Linked DNA regions of Mus musculus: region 2 is linked to region 1. A link is a loop called in an ENCODE intact Hi-C map of the cell type or tissue named here. Cell type or tissue: heart. All regions are shown on one strand.

Evidence for each region. A loop is a pair of places that touch in the nucleus more often than their neighbours do. Peaks named below come from ENCODE experiments on the same cell type or tissue, not always from the same donor. Only the 100,000 strongest peaks of a DNase experiment are listed, where the experiment ranks them.
Region 2: a loop joins it to region 1, with 3 times the contacts of the local background. A loop is called at or near these places in 12 of 42 quality-filtered maps.

Annotation. Positions count from the first base shown.
Region 1 is chr5:130,167,409-130,175,408 of GRCm38, forward strand. Rabgef1 (RAB guanine nucleotide exchange factor (GEF) 1) reads left to right here and starts at 4,411. Exons shown (of 9, transcript NM_001199059.1): 1 at 4,411-4,486. In heart, no CTCF peak of the experiment used is centred here; DNase peaks (open chromatin) are centred at 4,343, 4,833 and 5,063; H3K4me3 peaks cover 2,846 bases; H3K27ac peaks cover 3,396 bases.
Region 2 is chr5:130,219,589-130,227,588 of GRCm38, forward strand. Tmem248 (transmembrane protein 248) reads left to right here and starts at 2,747. Exons shown (of 7, transcript NM_027854.1): 1 at 2,747-2,984. Gm6598 (a long non-coding RNA gene) reads right to left here and starts at 4,278. Exons shown (of 2, transcript XR_377119.4): 1 at 4,146-4,278; 2 at 2,130-2,440. In heart, a CTCF peak has its summit at 3,335 (motif pointing right); a DNase peak (open chromatin) is centred at 2,713; H3K4me3 peaks cover 2,952 bases; H3K27ac peaks cover 2,065 bases.

The sequences.
Region 1 (8,000 bases):
GTTCTTTTGTAATGCCTAGTTAGTTTTACTGTCTCTACCAAGCTCCTCAGCTTCAAGCATTTTCTAGGACATTGGAACACCGGCAAAGGCTTAGCTATGTCAGAATTCAATCTTAAAAGGCACTTATAATAAGATAATACTAAAAGAGAGCACGTGGATCCATACACCAGACTAACAGACAGGGTATGAATATATGGGTTATGAGAACGCCAAAGTTCCAGGAGGTGAGTTTCCGTGAAACTCTTTGCCTCGTGAGTGCTCCCAGGCCTCTTGGCCTGCCAAGCAAACTTCACTGGAGTGTGTGTAGCATCCTTGAATATGTTTATTTTTTCCTTTCCTTTTCTTTCTTTCTTTCCTTCTTTCTTTCTCTCTTCTCCTTCCCCAAAACAAAACAAAACAAAACAAAACAAAACAAAAAAACCTTCCCCTTCCCCTCCCTCCCTCCCTCCCTCCCTCCCTCCCTCCCTCCCTCCCTCCCTCCCTCCCTCCTTCCCTCCTTTCTTTCTTTCTTTCTTTCTTTCTTTCTTTCTTTCTTTCTTTCTTTCTTTCTTTCTTTCTTTCTTTCTTTCTTCAAGGTTTCTCTGTATATCCCTGGCTGTCCTGGGATTCAGTCTTCAGACCAGGCTGGCCTCAAACTCAGACATCTGCCTGCTTCTGACTCCCAAGTGCTGAAATTAAAGGTATGGGCCATTTGGCTAAAATGGCAGTTTTAATCTCCGGTTCAGGGGAATCATGATTGTGTCTCTTGGTGGAAGCATCCCTCCTCTTGGAACTAAGACCTCAGGCCAACAGAGTTAAAGGTTGTGGGGATAAGAAGCCAAACTTCAATGGCCCACTCTGAGTCCTGTCTCCTTAATTCTTGAGTCCCTGAGTTCTGGCTTTGGAAGAAGTACATTGCACTTGATGTAATATATGATGCCAATCTCGGTCAAGGACAGGCCTAGAGCCGTGTGTGGTGGCCCATGCCTATAATCCCAACACAAGAGAGATGGAGGCAGGAGGATCAGGATTTCATAGTCAACCTCTGCTATATAATAAGTCTGAGGCCAGTCTGTTATATTACAGATACCTTTTCAGAAAAAAAATGTTCGGGGGGTTGCAGTGAGGTCTCTTCAGTGCCATAGCTATCAATAAATCGTCCATGCTGCTGTAAATATTCCCTATTTAAACCCAGTGGTTCAGCAAGCAGACTTGGGTGGTATAGTTTCTGTGCTCTATTTGGAGAGATATTTGGAGTGAAAAGTCATGCCTTCCCAAGAAAAGTCATGAAACCAACCTCTTTTTTTATTATTTATTTATTTATTTATCTATTTATTTTTTGAGACAGGGTTTCTCTGTGTAGCCCTGGCTGTCCTGGATCTCACTCTGTAGACCAGGCTGGCCTCGAACTCAGAAGTCTGCCTGCCTCTGCCTCCCAAGTTCTGGGATTAAAGGCATGTGCCACCACTGCCCAGCGTGAAATGAACTTTTTTGGTTTTTCGAGACAGGGTTTCTCTGTATAGCCCTGGCTGTCCTGGAACTCACTTTGTAGACCACGCTGGTCTCGAACTCAGAAATCCGCCAGCCTCTGCCTCCTGAGTGCTGGGATTAAAGGCGTGCGCCACCACTCCCGGCCAACGTGAACTTTTTAAAAATAATGTAATATGGTCTCATGTAGATAAAGCTGCCCTTACACTTACTATGCAGCTGCAACTCCTGTTCCTTCTGCCTCAGCCTCCTGTGAACTGGGATTCTAAGCATGTGCCATCAGATCTGTGAACTTTTTATATAAAGTCACTGAGCCAGCCATACGTGAACACAACTGCTGAACACATTGGTGGGGCTTAACAGAGAGGGAGTTAGGACAAAGTCAGGGAAGCTCTGCTGTAGGCTTCACATGCTATCTGTTGACATTCTCGGCTTGTGGATTGGTGGACACCACCGTTGGAATGTAAGAATGCATTCCAAAGATTTTTCCGGCTGGCCAGAAGGATGTTAAGTCAGAGACAGAATGAGTCTTAAACGGATATTCAACGGACCTAAAGACAGTCTGAGATATGGCTCTATAACATTCCAACTCTCCAAAACCAGTCTACAGAATCTTTAACACAAGGGTGGGTTTTTAGAGAACTTCACAAGGTAGACAACACTTATCTGCTGCCTCTAGCAGTCTTGAAGTGGGAACTAAGACTAGCTTCTGTTCATGCCTTCACTATTAATGCTGTGTAACACTGGCTAACTTAGCCGGGTGTGGTGGCGCATGTCTTTAATCCCAGCACTCGGGAGGCAGAGGCAGGCGGATTTCTGAGTTCGAGGTGAGCCTGGTCTACAAAGTGAGTTCCAGGACAGCCAGGGCTATTCAGAGAAACCCTGTCTCAAAAACAAACAAACAAACTCCAAAAACAAACAAACAAAACCAAAAAAACCCACTGACTAACTTATTTAATTTTTAGGTCTCAGCTATACCCCAATTTTTTTTTTTTTTAATTCTGATGATTGAACCTAGGTCCTCCAGAAGAAAGAGCTAGCCTTCTGTAGGTAGGAAAGGAAAAGGGCTCAGGGTGGAACTGCCCATAGTTCACACATATTTCTGTGAAAATATGTATCTATGTTTTAAATGAATGCTAAGAGTTCAAGCAGCGAGGCCAAGAACACCAGGGATGAGAAACAAAGATGTCTGCAATCCGGTTTGAGATAACCTGATGAAGCAAGCTCCCGGGCAGTTGGCACCAACCTGACTGTCCAGCTATCTTTCACTGATGCCAAAAGCTTTCCCCCCTTCAGTAGTAAATGTACAGGAGAGGCTTCCTCATGTTTCCTTACATTATGATTATTGTGTGTGGATGCCATGATACTTACATGGAGGTGAGTGGGCATCTTTGTTAGTTGGGTCTCTCCTTCTACTTTTTGTTGAAACCATTTATTTATTTTACGTACATTGGTATTTTGACTGCATGTGTGTCTGTGTGAGGGTATTGGATCCTCTGCAACTGGAGTTGCAGACAGTTGTGAGCTGCCATGTGGGTGCTGGGAATCGAACCCAGCTCCTCTGAAAGAGCAACCACCGTTCTTAACCACTGAGTCATCTCTCCATCCCCTCCTTCTTTTTTTTGTCAGGTCAGTTCCAGGATTTGGATTTAGGTTGTCAAGCCTGAATGGGAAACCTTTTACACACTGAAACATCTCTCTGGCCCTCTTTACTTGTAATCCTCTTTCATAAAACTCGCTTTCACCTCATTTGTCTGTGTCTTTCTTTAATCTTCATAGACCTTAAACATCCAACTTGGAGCCACTTCCCTAGGCCAACCTGACCCTGTCTGGCACCCTACAGCCTTGTGCCAAGCACAGCTGGGTCATGAAAGATCCTTTTATTCTCACAACTCCTGCATCATCATGTGCTCTCATTATAAAGCTATACCCCACAACCTTCCTTATATTTGCCCAGGCCAAGAACACTAGAGATGGGAACTCCTGAACTTCCTGTCTCCACCTAGCCAGGCTGGGATCACAGCCTAGTTGCTATTGGACCAATTTCCTTAAGATTCTCCTAAATTGAATCAGTTTCAAGTCCTGCTCTTAAAAAGAGCAAGCCAGGAGTGTTCATTTCTGTGGGCCATCTGCCCAGGTGACCAGGTTCTTTCTATGGACGAGTGCCCAGGAGTGAAAAACAAAATAGCAGAGTCAGAAAAGGTGAAAACAGGCATTTATTGAGACAGGGGTTAAAAAAAAAATTCTGCTGGGAACAGTGTTTTGTTTTTGTTTTTTGTTTTTTCCAGAGCTGAGAGCCAGTCTCACGGACTCTGGGTTGCTCATTTGTAGGGTTCATTCTGAATTCTCTCCTCCCCTATCCTATAACTTCATCTCCTCCACCCCGACGGTTCTTGGCCCAGGGAGATAACAAAAGCTAGTGAGGTGGCATGTCAACTGTCCAGTGGGAGCGTTATCTATCTTTACAGACAGGCAGTCATGTGCTAAACTTTTCCCTCTCGATCTTTTTCCTGACTATCTATTCCCTGCTAACTGCTCACTAGGGGAAAGGTGTGTTTGTATTTCCTTCTGGCGGCCGCATTCGCTAAGCGCTGGGAGATGTCTCCTGGTCCCAGACTTTGATGTCCCGTTTCGTGTATGGCTGTCCTCGGGGCTCCTTGTCGCCCTCAGGCTAATGCAAGCAGAAGCTGGTAGACGGAATGAGGAATGACAGGGGAAACCGCGGCTTCTCGCGAGTCACAGACACGTCAGCGAGGGCCTCACGGTCACTCGGTGTCCCCTGCCCTCAGGGACTGCCCCTTCGGGTGGACAGCCTCCGGAGCGTTGCAATCTTTTCCGGCCAGCCGCCAGCCAGTCCCCGGAAGTCCGAAGCGTCACGGAAATGACGCCACGCGTACGCACCGCGCGCGTGCTCGCGGTGCCGGGGGCGGGGCGTGCGGGGGCAGGGGCGGGGCAGGGAGCCGAGTGACTGAAGGGGCGCTGGGAGCGGCGGTCGGACGCCGGCGGAGCCGCGGAGCAGGTTCGGAGGGACGGGGGCTCCGGAGGCGCGTTCCCACACGGAGCGGGGCGGCGGCGGCGGTGTCCGGCCGCGCGCTGACCGGGGCCGCTCCGTTCCGCCTCTCAGCCGGGAGGGCGGGCGGGCGCATAGGGCCAGGCCGCCGGAGCTCTGCTGCTGCTCTCGGCCTCTCCAGCTCGGCCGAGTTCTTCCCAGCTCGGCGGGACTCGGGCTCCCGGGAGGACACGCTCCCCGGTCGTCGGCTGCCGCTCCGATCCTGTCCGAGTCCGGAGTTGTGGTTGCAGCCGGGCGGGTCCCATCCGGAGCCCGCGTGGGTCCCGGGGCTGGTGCGGCTGCTGTGGCGCGGGGTTTTGAATACTCGTCCCAGGTGCTAGAGGCCAAGGTTATGGGTGTCTCTGAATGAGAAGTCCTGAAGCTGAGGCAGGAGGATTGCCGCGAGTTTTGAGGTCAGCCCTCTGCCACTGAGGAAGACCCTTTTATGGAAAATAATAATAAAGGCAGTCCCTGATTCCGAGCTGTCTGGAAGGGAGAGCCAAGGGGATGTCCTTCCATCCCTTCGCGGAAGTTGGCTCCATAGAGGGAAGCGCCTTGGAGACTAGGTCATTGGCAGCTGGCTGTGTCTCAGAGCTGATGACCAACCTCTGTGGTTGGGAAATGTGTTGCTGGATGTGGTAGGCTCGGTCTGTCTGTGGAGTTTAGATGTGACACTGGCATAAGTTTTACAGCGTCACCTAGTTTTGTGGTAAGAGCCCCTATGGTCCCCCCACCCCCTGCCACCTCCTGGAAGTTAACTGTTGGGTCTTTTAACCTACAAACCTAGAATTACTTTTCAAAGGAAGACCCAATTAGTCACCCACTTCTGACATCCCAGTATTTGGAAATTGAGTCAGGAACAACAGTCTTGGGAGTTTTGACGTCAACGGGGCTATGTAGTGAGTTTGAGGCCAGCCTATACTACAGAGTAATATTCGATCCTCCCGCCCACCAGAGTCGCAGTTAAAAGAAAGAAGAGGCTAAAATAAAATGGTCTTGTCAAGCTTGTTACTGGGCGGTGGTGGCGGTGGCTCACACCTTTAATACCAGAATGCTGGAGGCAGAGACAGATCTCTATGAGTTTGAACAGGCCTGGTCTACAGAGTGAGTTCCAGGACAGTCCAGGCTACATAGACTGTTTTGGGGGGAGAAGAAGCTTGCTTGTTACTTGGTGATGACTGACTTTAAGGTTTACACATGTTAGATAGGGGCTGTTTAACTGAGCTACAGTCCCAGTTTCTATTCAGCCTCTGAGAGTTACTGTTTGGGGGGATTATTTATTTATTTTGATTTGTGTGTTTATTTTGGGGGACAGGGTCTCGCAATACAGCTTTGGCTGTGTAGATCAGGCGATCAGGCAAGACTCTGAACTTGGAGCATTCCGCCTGCCTAGGCCTCTCAAGTGGTGAGATTGCGGGTGTGGACCACTGCCTTGCCTGTCTTTTCTTTTGGTATGTGTGTTCACAGTGTGTGCATGTGGAGGCCAGAGGTTAGCAAATGTTAGCTATTTTCCTTGGTGTCATACTAGCCTTGACTTTCATTGAGACAGGCTCTTAGTGAACCTGGAGCTGGATTCACCTAGACTACTACTAGCTAGCCCACAAGCTACAGGGAACATTTTTTTGGTGTGGGGACTGGGGACCTGGTTCAGGTTCTCATGCTTGTGTGGCAAGTACTTTATTTTTGCCATTTATTTTGCCCCAGCCCCCCCTTTTGCCTTTGATGAAATGAAGTTGGAGTTTATTAAGAAACAGTTTTATTATAGAATTAAACCCCGGCTTTAAGGAAGAGAGAGACACTTTAAAGGACAGTATACCTCCAAGACATGTGTGTAAACTTCTTAAGAGTCTCCAAGATTTAGTGGTTCCTGATCAAAGGGTTAAGGTGCAGCCAGGATTTGAATCTTTACTTGCTTACAACATCTTGGCTGGAGAGTTAGCTCCCTGGTTGAGAGATCTGGCTGCTCTTGTACGGGATCCTGGTTTGGACGTGGTAGCTCACAACTGTCCAACTTCCAGATCCAGGGGATCTATGCCCTTTTCCAGGCTCCAGGGGTGCCAGTTTGCACATGATAGTGGACAGTAGAGATCCTTAAGGTGTAAAATGTTTGCCTAGTTTGCACCAAGGCCTTGGGTTTTATCCCCACCACGACAGAGAAAGAAAACAAAAATCTCCCACAGAATTTCATCATGGTGTGTGCTAGGCTAGAGCCCTGAGGATCAGAGCACCAGCCAACCTTTTGAAGTGTGGAGGATGGAAGAAGGGACCAGGAAATAAATACCTTCCCAAAGTGTTGAAAAATGTGTAACAGTTCAAACCAGTGAGCTGGAGTGGGAATTTTGGAGGCAGGTGAGTGTGTGTGTGTTGGGGAGCAGTGACCAGGAGAAGAGACCACCCAGCTACGTGAAGAATGCTGAAGGGCAGAGATGCCTGGGTGTGGGGCTTTTCTGTGCTGGTGACAGAGCCACGGGAGGGTATGAAGCAAAGTCATCCTTAGGTTAAGATAACTTCTAAGCAAACACACACACACACACACACACACACACACACACACACACAGAGGCTGCTGTATGGTTTAAGATGATTGTGTCCAAGGTAGTTCTGGGTTAGGGACTGTCTTTCTTGGCCATCTTTTCTGGTGATTAAGTATTTGAATTGAATCGTGTACTCATTACTAAGATTGACTCCCACTAACAGGAAATCTACTTTTATCTCTCCACTCTCAATTCATATTGGGTATTTATAGGTTCCATGGGTACTTGCTGACTGTGTGAGAGTAATCCCTGGACTTCTCCCAGTCTTTGGCTAGATACCATAGATTTTTTTTTTGTTTTGTTTTGTTTTTCAAGACAGGGTTTCTCTGTATAGCCCTGGTTGTCCTGGACCTCACTTTGTAGACCAGGCTGGCCTCAAACTCAGAAATCTACCTGCCTCTGCCTCCGGAGTGCTGGGATTAAAGGTGTGCGTCACCACGCCCGGCATATACCATAGAATTTTAAATCTTGACTGTGTACATTTAAATTTTGGTACTCGTTTCATTGGCTGTGAGATAAGCATCTCTAGAAGAGATGTCTGCAATCAACACCTATGTATCAGTAGAAGTGCTGCCAAGTGCCTTTCTTAGCCTGATAATAAAGTCACCCCAATAACATTGAGAGCGTCATGGAAAAGGCCAACCATTTTGGAAATCTTGCCCAATGCTCACAACACTGTATGAAGTAGTGTGTACAGGGGAAATGACTGTTGATCTTATCACGTTGATTACTATTTAACTGGTTATTTTTAATGTTTGAATAAAGTTCCCAAAACATTTTAAGAGGCTGTGTTCTAGCAAATCTGTAAGCCCAGCTACTCAGGAGGCTGAAGCAGAAGATTGCCAAAGCAGGCCAGCCTGGGCAACTTAGTGAGTCTCAATTAAAGTCACAGGAGAAGGTCTGGGCTGTCACTGCTGGTGGGGCACTTGCCTTCCATGCTGGATACTTTG
Region 2 (8,000 bases), 52 kb after region 1:
GAGTGTGAAGAACCCCCCCACTAAGTGGGAATTGGACTGGGGTTGGCTATCACGTGCAAGAAGTCCCTCCCTCCCTTAGGTTTTGCCAACAGCCTTGTCTGAGGAAGAGACACGTTCTGTATCTTCAGAGCACCCTGACTCCTGGCACAGGACAGAAGGAAGTAGCCTGTACAGCAGGCTTTCCAGCTCAAGGAAGATGCACCATGCTATGCCTTAAGGCTTTTCTGTTTATATGTTATATAGCCTCTTCTGCGAAGGAGACTCATGTCTAAGGGCACTCTGACCCTCTAAGGACAGCCAGAAGTGATCTTTACAACAGACGACCTTGTAGGTAAGATGGCTTTTCTGTTCCCATGCGATTTTTTTTTTCTTCCTGTACTTCCTCATCTTTGTTTTCCCTGATAATAATCAATTAAACATCCCATTTTCTCATAAGTCGATTTCCGTCAGGGTTTGATGACCACACAGTGTCTTTGTATGCAGTTGCCTCTAATAACAGCTCAGCATTGGACTTACTCTGAATCCCCAGGGATTCTCCCACGAGCCACCATGCTTGGCTTGGCTGGGTCCTGACGTCTGCTCCTTTGGCTCCACCGTCTCTAAGCCTGTTTTTCTTTGAGATAGAATATTCTGCCTCCCTCTTAAGACTCCTTTTATTCCAAGCTTGTTATTTACCCCGTCTCCAGATTTCCTTGCAACCTGGGAGTTAGTGACAGTGACATAAACAGGCTACCAAAAATGAACAAGATGATGTCATCCCATTCTGATTTTTTTTTCCTCTCTCTTTTAAGCCATTTTTCTGTGGTCTATATTTATCTTAGTTACTGTTCTGTTGCTGTGGAGAGACACCAGGACCAGGAAATCTCTTATAAAAGAAGGTCTTTAATTGGGGGCTTGCTTACAGTTTCAGAGGGTCAGTTCATGATCACCATGGAGGGAAGCAGACAGGCAGGGTGCTGAGGCAGTAGCTGAGAGATTTACCTCTTGATCTATAGGCAGCAAGTAGGGAGAGACGAGAAGATAGTGGGCCTGGCAGGGACTTTTGAAACCTCAAAATCACTCCCAGTGACACAGCTCCTTCAACAAGGCCACACCTCCTAAATCCTTCCCAAACAGTTCCTCTAACTAGGGACCAAGCATTCAAGCATATGGGCCGATGGGGTCCATTTTCATTCAGTCCACTTCAATATTTGCTAGATTATAAGCACTAAATAAAAATAACAAGAACTGTTGTCAGTCAGCCCTTGTAAAGAGTACAGAAGACACTCTGTCTAAAAAAACCTCTCAGCAGCTTCTCCAGCCTCCTAGGTTTAAGGCCTTCCTTATCTGAGTTCTGCTTGATGTCATAGACATCGATTTGATCACGTTTTACTGTGTATTTCTGCCTTTCTACCTGCTCCTTGCACTTATTCAAAACCAAAAGCATAGCAGTGGTAGCTCATTGTCTGGAATGAGAGCACACACATGCTGTGCACACACAGACATACACATGCAGATGTCTTCTATACGATTTCCCTGGAACTATTTGGCTTTGAGGTTCTGGAGGAGACAAGCATCAGAGTTCCACTTACACATTCTATGGGAAGCCATCATCCATTCTGGGTGAGGACTTTCCAGTGTAGTTGCTTTGAGGTCACTCACCCTGCTGGCAGTAACCTCTTGCCTATGCTCTGTAAGTAAGCCAGATACATTTACTGGCATTCCAGGGGGAACTTTGGTTTGTCACCGAGACCTTAGGAAAAGGGGATAAACATCGCATAGTCTTTACCTAAGGAGAAAATTCTCACAAATGTTCTCATGTCTCATGGCACACCTTTAATCCCAGCACTTATGGATCTTTGAGTTTGAGACCAGCTTGGGTCACATAGTGAGTTTTAAGTCAGCCAGGGATGGATTGAAAGACCTTATCTCTTTTGTTTGTTGGTTGGTTTGGTTTTTTTTTTTTTTTTCAAGACAGGCTTTGTTTAGCCCCAGCTTCCTGGAACTCATTCTGCAGACCAGGCTGGCCTCAAATGCAAAGATCTATCTGCCTCTGACTCTTGAATGCTGGGATCAAAGGACAACCTTCCCACTGCCCAGCAACCGTGTCTTTAAAGAACAACAAAAAAAGTCAAGACCAGACAAATGGATAAGTGTAACTGATCTCCTGGGTTTTCAATAATCATGTACAAAGGTCAGTATTAATGTGGTTAGAGGAATTTAAAAAGGATAATATTTTGCTGCTTCTAAGGTCAGCTAGGTCCTTGGGGACTGAGACATGGCTTGAAATGAATTGTCCTGTTGTCCAGAAACGCGACAGATTCCCATCCAGTGGATCCTAGAGTCCCGTCTACAGAGAGGAGGGTGGTATTAGTGTGCTCAAACACCATGACTAAGGTAGTTGGCTCCTCATTGGGCTCCAGAGAGAACAGGAAGCCAGCTCTTGCCATCCACGAGACCCCTGTGTCAAAACAAAAAATTCCAACAAAAATAAACGAAAATCGTGTCCTCTTTACTATCTCACGCCATACACACCAAGACCTGCAGAAGCACTTCGGGACGGAACCGAGCAAGCTCACGGCAGTTCGCGAATGCGAGTGATAAATTTCAGGCAGCTCCGTGTATGCTTTTCCCATTTGCAAAACGAAGACAGTCTGCTTCTCCTCCTAACCCCGACCCCACCCGCCGCTCGCCCCGGAGCAATTCTGTCCCTTCCGCGCCGCCGTCGCGCGCGGGCGGGGTCAGAGGTCACGGCGGCGTTAGTGGTGACGTGGTTTTCTGCCTTCACCCGGAAAGCCCGGCGTTCGCAGCGCGCGGAGCCGGCGTCCCGTTGGCGCGCTCTGGCCTGGCTTCGGGTCGTCGCTTCGGCCCCGAGGAGCCGCTCGCTGTCTCCGGAGCGGCGGAGAGGATGGTGCGGGGCAGCCCGGGGCCCGCCGCGCGCCGCCGCGAGTGAACAGGGCCAGGCCGCGGGCGTCCGCGGGCTCGAGCCGCCAGTCTGCGGGGCGGTGAGTAGGAGACGGGGTCGTAATCGCGGGCGCATGGGCCGGGACCGGGGACCCTGAACCCGGGGCCCACGGCGTGCTGGGCGGATCGGTGCGCAGGCTCTCCCAGCCACCCCAGCTCCGTTCACTCCTCTATTAGCTGACCCGGTCCTGTTCCATCCTCCCGAGGCCTGCGGAGTCCTGCTCCCTCAGTCAAGGCTTGTATAGGTCGGCTGAATAAGGCTGCGTGGACCTACTAGCATCCTTTGCAAGTTTTAGAAAAAAAAATGATTGTTTTGGAAAATTATTTACATGATGTGTTTGTATTATCTTGTCTGCGCACGTGAGCGCAAATACCCACCGACTCCAGAAGAGGGCGTTGTGTCCTTAGACCCAGAGTTACACTCCATTGGTAGCTGCCTGATGATGGGGTTGCTGAGAACTTAACTCTGGTCCTCAGGAATAGCAGGTATTCTTAACCCCGTAGCCATCTTTCCAACTTCTCTGTGTGTGTGTGTGTGTGTGTGTGTGTGTGTGTGTGTGTGTGTGTGTGACAGAGAGAGAGAGAGAGAGAGAGAGAGAGAGAGAGTGAGAGTGAGAGAGTGAGTGTGAGTGTGTGTGTGTGTTCAGTTTTAGATTTGTGACTTGACTTTGGGTTGTCAAAAATGTATCCAAAAGAGGGTTTAATGCAGCCTTAACTGGCTAGGATTTCCCTATGTAGACAAGACCCACCTTCAACACCGATCTTCCCGATTCAGACTCCGTAGTTCAGAGATATAGGCGTGGGCCACACTGCCAAGGTTTCACAGTGTAATAACGGTATTGTTTTGGTTTTAATCTGAATCCTGGAGTCTGGGGTCTCCTGCAGCCTTAGATAGTCCAAACCCACGACTCAGTCGAGGCTGACCTTGATTCTCTTAGACTCCCTAGTGCTGCCGTTGGCAGGTGTGCACTGCCATGCCGGTTAAGCCCGGCTAAAACATAATTTTTTTTTTTTTTTAAAGACAGGTCCACTGTGTAGTTCAGGCTGGCCTCCAACTCTCTGTGTAGCTTGAAGTTGTGATCCTCCTGCCTCAGCCTCATATTGGGGTGTTGTTAGCTGTGTGGTACCAGGCCCTGTTCACAGAGTAGTGGTAGCCTGGTGGCAAGGCTAGTCAATACTGGGACAGGGGGGTGATTTCTTACCTGTCCCATAGTTGTATAATACAACAAATCACGGGAGGATTTCCACATACTGTAAGACACACAGCTTTAGTTCTGATGCAGAGAATCCAGAGCTGTGAGTTTAACATAATGGAAATAACCTGAAGCCATGTCACAGTTCTGGAACTCGTATTTTCCCAGGCTTCTGTCGTTGCCTTGTCTGAACATTCTCAGGAGCCCATGGTTTTAAAGCTTCGTGTTTCCTTTTGACCCTTCTTCCCTCTCTCATCTAGTGCTCTCCTCTTTACACACGAGCATTAGAGAAAACTGGGCCTGATTTGGGGGTGGGGTGGAGTGGTCGGGGATACAGAGCACAGTGCAAGGGTGGTGGACCTACAGGATGGTTTTTGTCAGTATGGGAAGTCTGTAGAATTCTAATTATGGGCCAGACCTAGTGGCACACGCCTGTGATCCCAGATCCTTGTGAGCTGCCACTGGAGCTGCCACCAGCCCAACCCAGGTGCCCTGGAAGATTAACTGAGCCTTCTTTCTATCCCCACAGAACTTTAGTTAGACAGCTAAAGTGTTTATTGAAGACGGTGTCTCCGATGATGTAGTTGGTGTGTTCGAGGCATGTGGAATTGATTGGTGGGAAGCCCTCTTGCTGGGCCTGGTGTTGTGTGATAGCACAGTGAGTTAAATGAGAGTCCTCTGCCACTTACATGTCTGCTTGTATCATTGTACATTACCTAAGCTGTATGCTGACACGGAGACTGATACCCACCTAACAGTGTCGGAGAGATTAAAATACCTACCAGGGTGTGCTAAGCAGTTGTTAGGGTGTCCACTACATGGCATATGTTAAGTAGTTATTTTCTCCTTAGCCTCGTATAATCTGGTTCTGCCACAATCCACAATTAACTCTTGTGAAAGAGAGTGTTGTTTGTTTGTTTTAAATTTATTTATTTTATGTGTCTTAGTACACTGTCCTGTTGCTGTCTTCAGACACCCCAGAAGAGGGCATCGGATCCCCTTACAGATGGTTGTGGGCCACCATGTGGCTGCTAGGAATTGAACTCAGGACCTCTGGAAGAGCAGTCAGTGCTCTTAACCCCTGAGCCATCTCTCCAGCCCTGAAAGAGTTTCTTATATTGGTTGGTTTTTTTTTTTTTTTGGTTTTTCGAGACAGGGTTTCTCTGTATAGCCCTGGCGAGTTTCTTATATTGTTACTGACATCTTTAATTTTCTTTTCTCTGAATTTTTGGTCATGGTATTTAGTTTGTATATGTGTATGTGCATACCATGGTATGCATATGGAGGTCAAAGGACACGTATTTGAAGTCAGCTCTTTCCTCCATCTGCTTATGGGTCCCAGGGAGCATATTTATAGGCCACTAGGGTTGCAAGTCAAACACCTTTACCCCTGAGTGATCTCAACAACCCTTTTTAATTTTTATTTATTTTAACAGATTTATTATTATACATGAGTACACTGTAGCTGACTTCAGATGCACTACAAGAGGGTGTCAGGTCTCATTATGAGTGGTTGTGAGCTACCATGTGGTTGCAGGGATTTGAACTCAGGACCTTTGGAAGAGCAGTCAGTGTTCTCTTACCCACTGAGCCATTTCACTAGCCCTTGTTTTTATATTTCACTATTTTAAATATTCCTAAGTCAAGCAACTCAGTAGTTGAGCCTTTTTTTTTTTTTAGCCGTGGTTAGGATTTTAGAAATGGAGTCGCAGAAAAGCACAGGTGTGCTTTGTGTGCTTTGTGACACTGTGGAGTGTCACAAAGCTGACCCATGTCCTTTCAAGTGACTGTGTTCTTAGAACTTGAGGATTGTTGGAGCTGCCTTTTACCTAAGTTGTCTGCAGTTTGGCTTGGTTCTGGTGGCAGTGAAGTAGTCTAGGTAGCAACTGGTGACCTGCATTCGTCTTTCTTCTGTGCTTGAGGAGTCAGAGTTTGACTCTCTATCTGGTGTCCCTCCCCTCAGTCCTTGGACTTCTCAGACGCCATTTCCCAGCCTTCATTTCTCACTACCTGGTTGGAATGAACTTTGGGGGAAGTGGCCAGCCACAGCACCTGCTTCTCACTCCCAACGGAATGCAATGCTTGCTTGCTTATTTGTTTGTTTTTCCAGACAGGGTTTCTCTGTGTAGCCCTGGCTATCCTGGAACTTGCTCTAGGCCAGGCTGAGCTTGAAATCACAGAGATCGGCCTCTGCCTCCTGAGTTTTGGGAGGTGTGTACCACTACCATCCAGCTTGCATTTTTATTTAAAAGTAAGGCTTACTTTTTTTTTTCCCAAGACAAGGTTTCTCTGTATAGCTCTGACTGTTCTGGAACTCACTTTGTAGACCAGGCTGGCCTCGAACTCAGAAATTCACCTGCCTCTGCCTCCCAAGTTGCTGGGATTAAAGGCGTGCGCCACTATGCCCGGCAAGGCTTACAGAAACTTTTTTTTTCTTTCTTTCTTTCTTTCTTTCTTTCTTTCTTTCTTTCTTTCTCTCTCTCTCTCTCTCTCTCTCTCTCTCTCTCTCTTTCTCTCTTTCTTTCTTTCTTTCTCTCTTTCTTTCTTTCTTTCTTTCTTTCTTTCTTTCTTTCTTGGCAAGGCTTACAGAAACTTCTTTCTTTCTTTCTTTCTTTTTTCTTTTTTTTTTTTTTTTTAACTTAAAGGCAAGTCTTACTATGTAGCCCTAGCTGACCTGAAACTCTTTGTAGACCAAACTGGCCTCAGACTCACAGAGATTGGCCTACCTTTGCCTTTCTTGTAAGTGCTGGGACTAAAGTGTATACCATCATGCCTGGTTCAGAAAACCTTGCATCTCTTGGCTGATATAGCCTCTAATTTCCTATTTGAAAATGAGTGTGAATGGTAGAAAAGGTAGAGTTTTGGTAACTATTTAGAGTCTTGATAGTTTTGTTCAAAATGCTTTTGTGCCTGGCAGGGAGTTGCACCCTTGTAGCACCATATGATCCCAGCGCTTGGGAGGTGTAGGCAGGAGAGTCAGTTCAAGGCCTAAACTACATACTGTCTCCTGCCTAACTATAACTATAGCTATAGCTATAACTATAACTATAACTGTAACTATAACTATAGCTATAACTCCCCATCCGTACCTGGTTCTCATCATCCCTTTGCTATTAGATATTTTGAGCCAGAGACAGGTAAGAGTATTTCCCTACTCTTGAGTGATTTGCAGTTTGGAAAGACCAGACCACTGGAAAGTTTCAGAGGCGCAGCTCTTGAGCTGCCCTGGGTTCAGTCCCCAGCACTATATAGGTTGGGTGTGGTGGTACATTCCTGAAATGCCAGCCTGTGGAGGTGGTGGCAGGAGGATCTGAAGCCCAAAGTCCTCCTTGGCTACATAGCCAGTTCTAGTCCCACCTGAGTTACAAAACAACAAAACTACAAATAAAGGGCTGGAGCGATGCCTCAGAGGTTCAGAGTGCATGCTGCTTTCACAGGATTTGCCTTCAGGTCCCAGTGTCCATGCGAGCAGGCTGACAACCACCTATAACTCCACCTTTAGGGGATTTGATGCCCTTTTCTATCCTCCACAGACACCTGCACACATGTGACATACACGTACATAAAAATAAATCTTAAAGTAATTCTCTGCCATGACGTTTAAAAGCCAATGTAAAAGGGATAATTTCTTAAAATACCTGTTTTCTCAAATTTGACTCACCAGAAGTAAAAAATAGACATACAGTTTAAAATCGTTAAAGTAGCTAAGATAGACTCCTCAAAATAGAAAACAAATACTTGGCAGACTCAAATAGTTTTCTGGCCAAAGTTAATCAAATTTCTAAGAAGTAGAAGTGCATTTTATTCCTGGTCTCACAGGCCTTAAATCCAAGTACTTGGGAGGCAGAGGCTGGTGGATTTTTG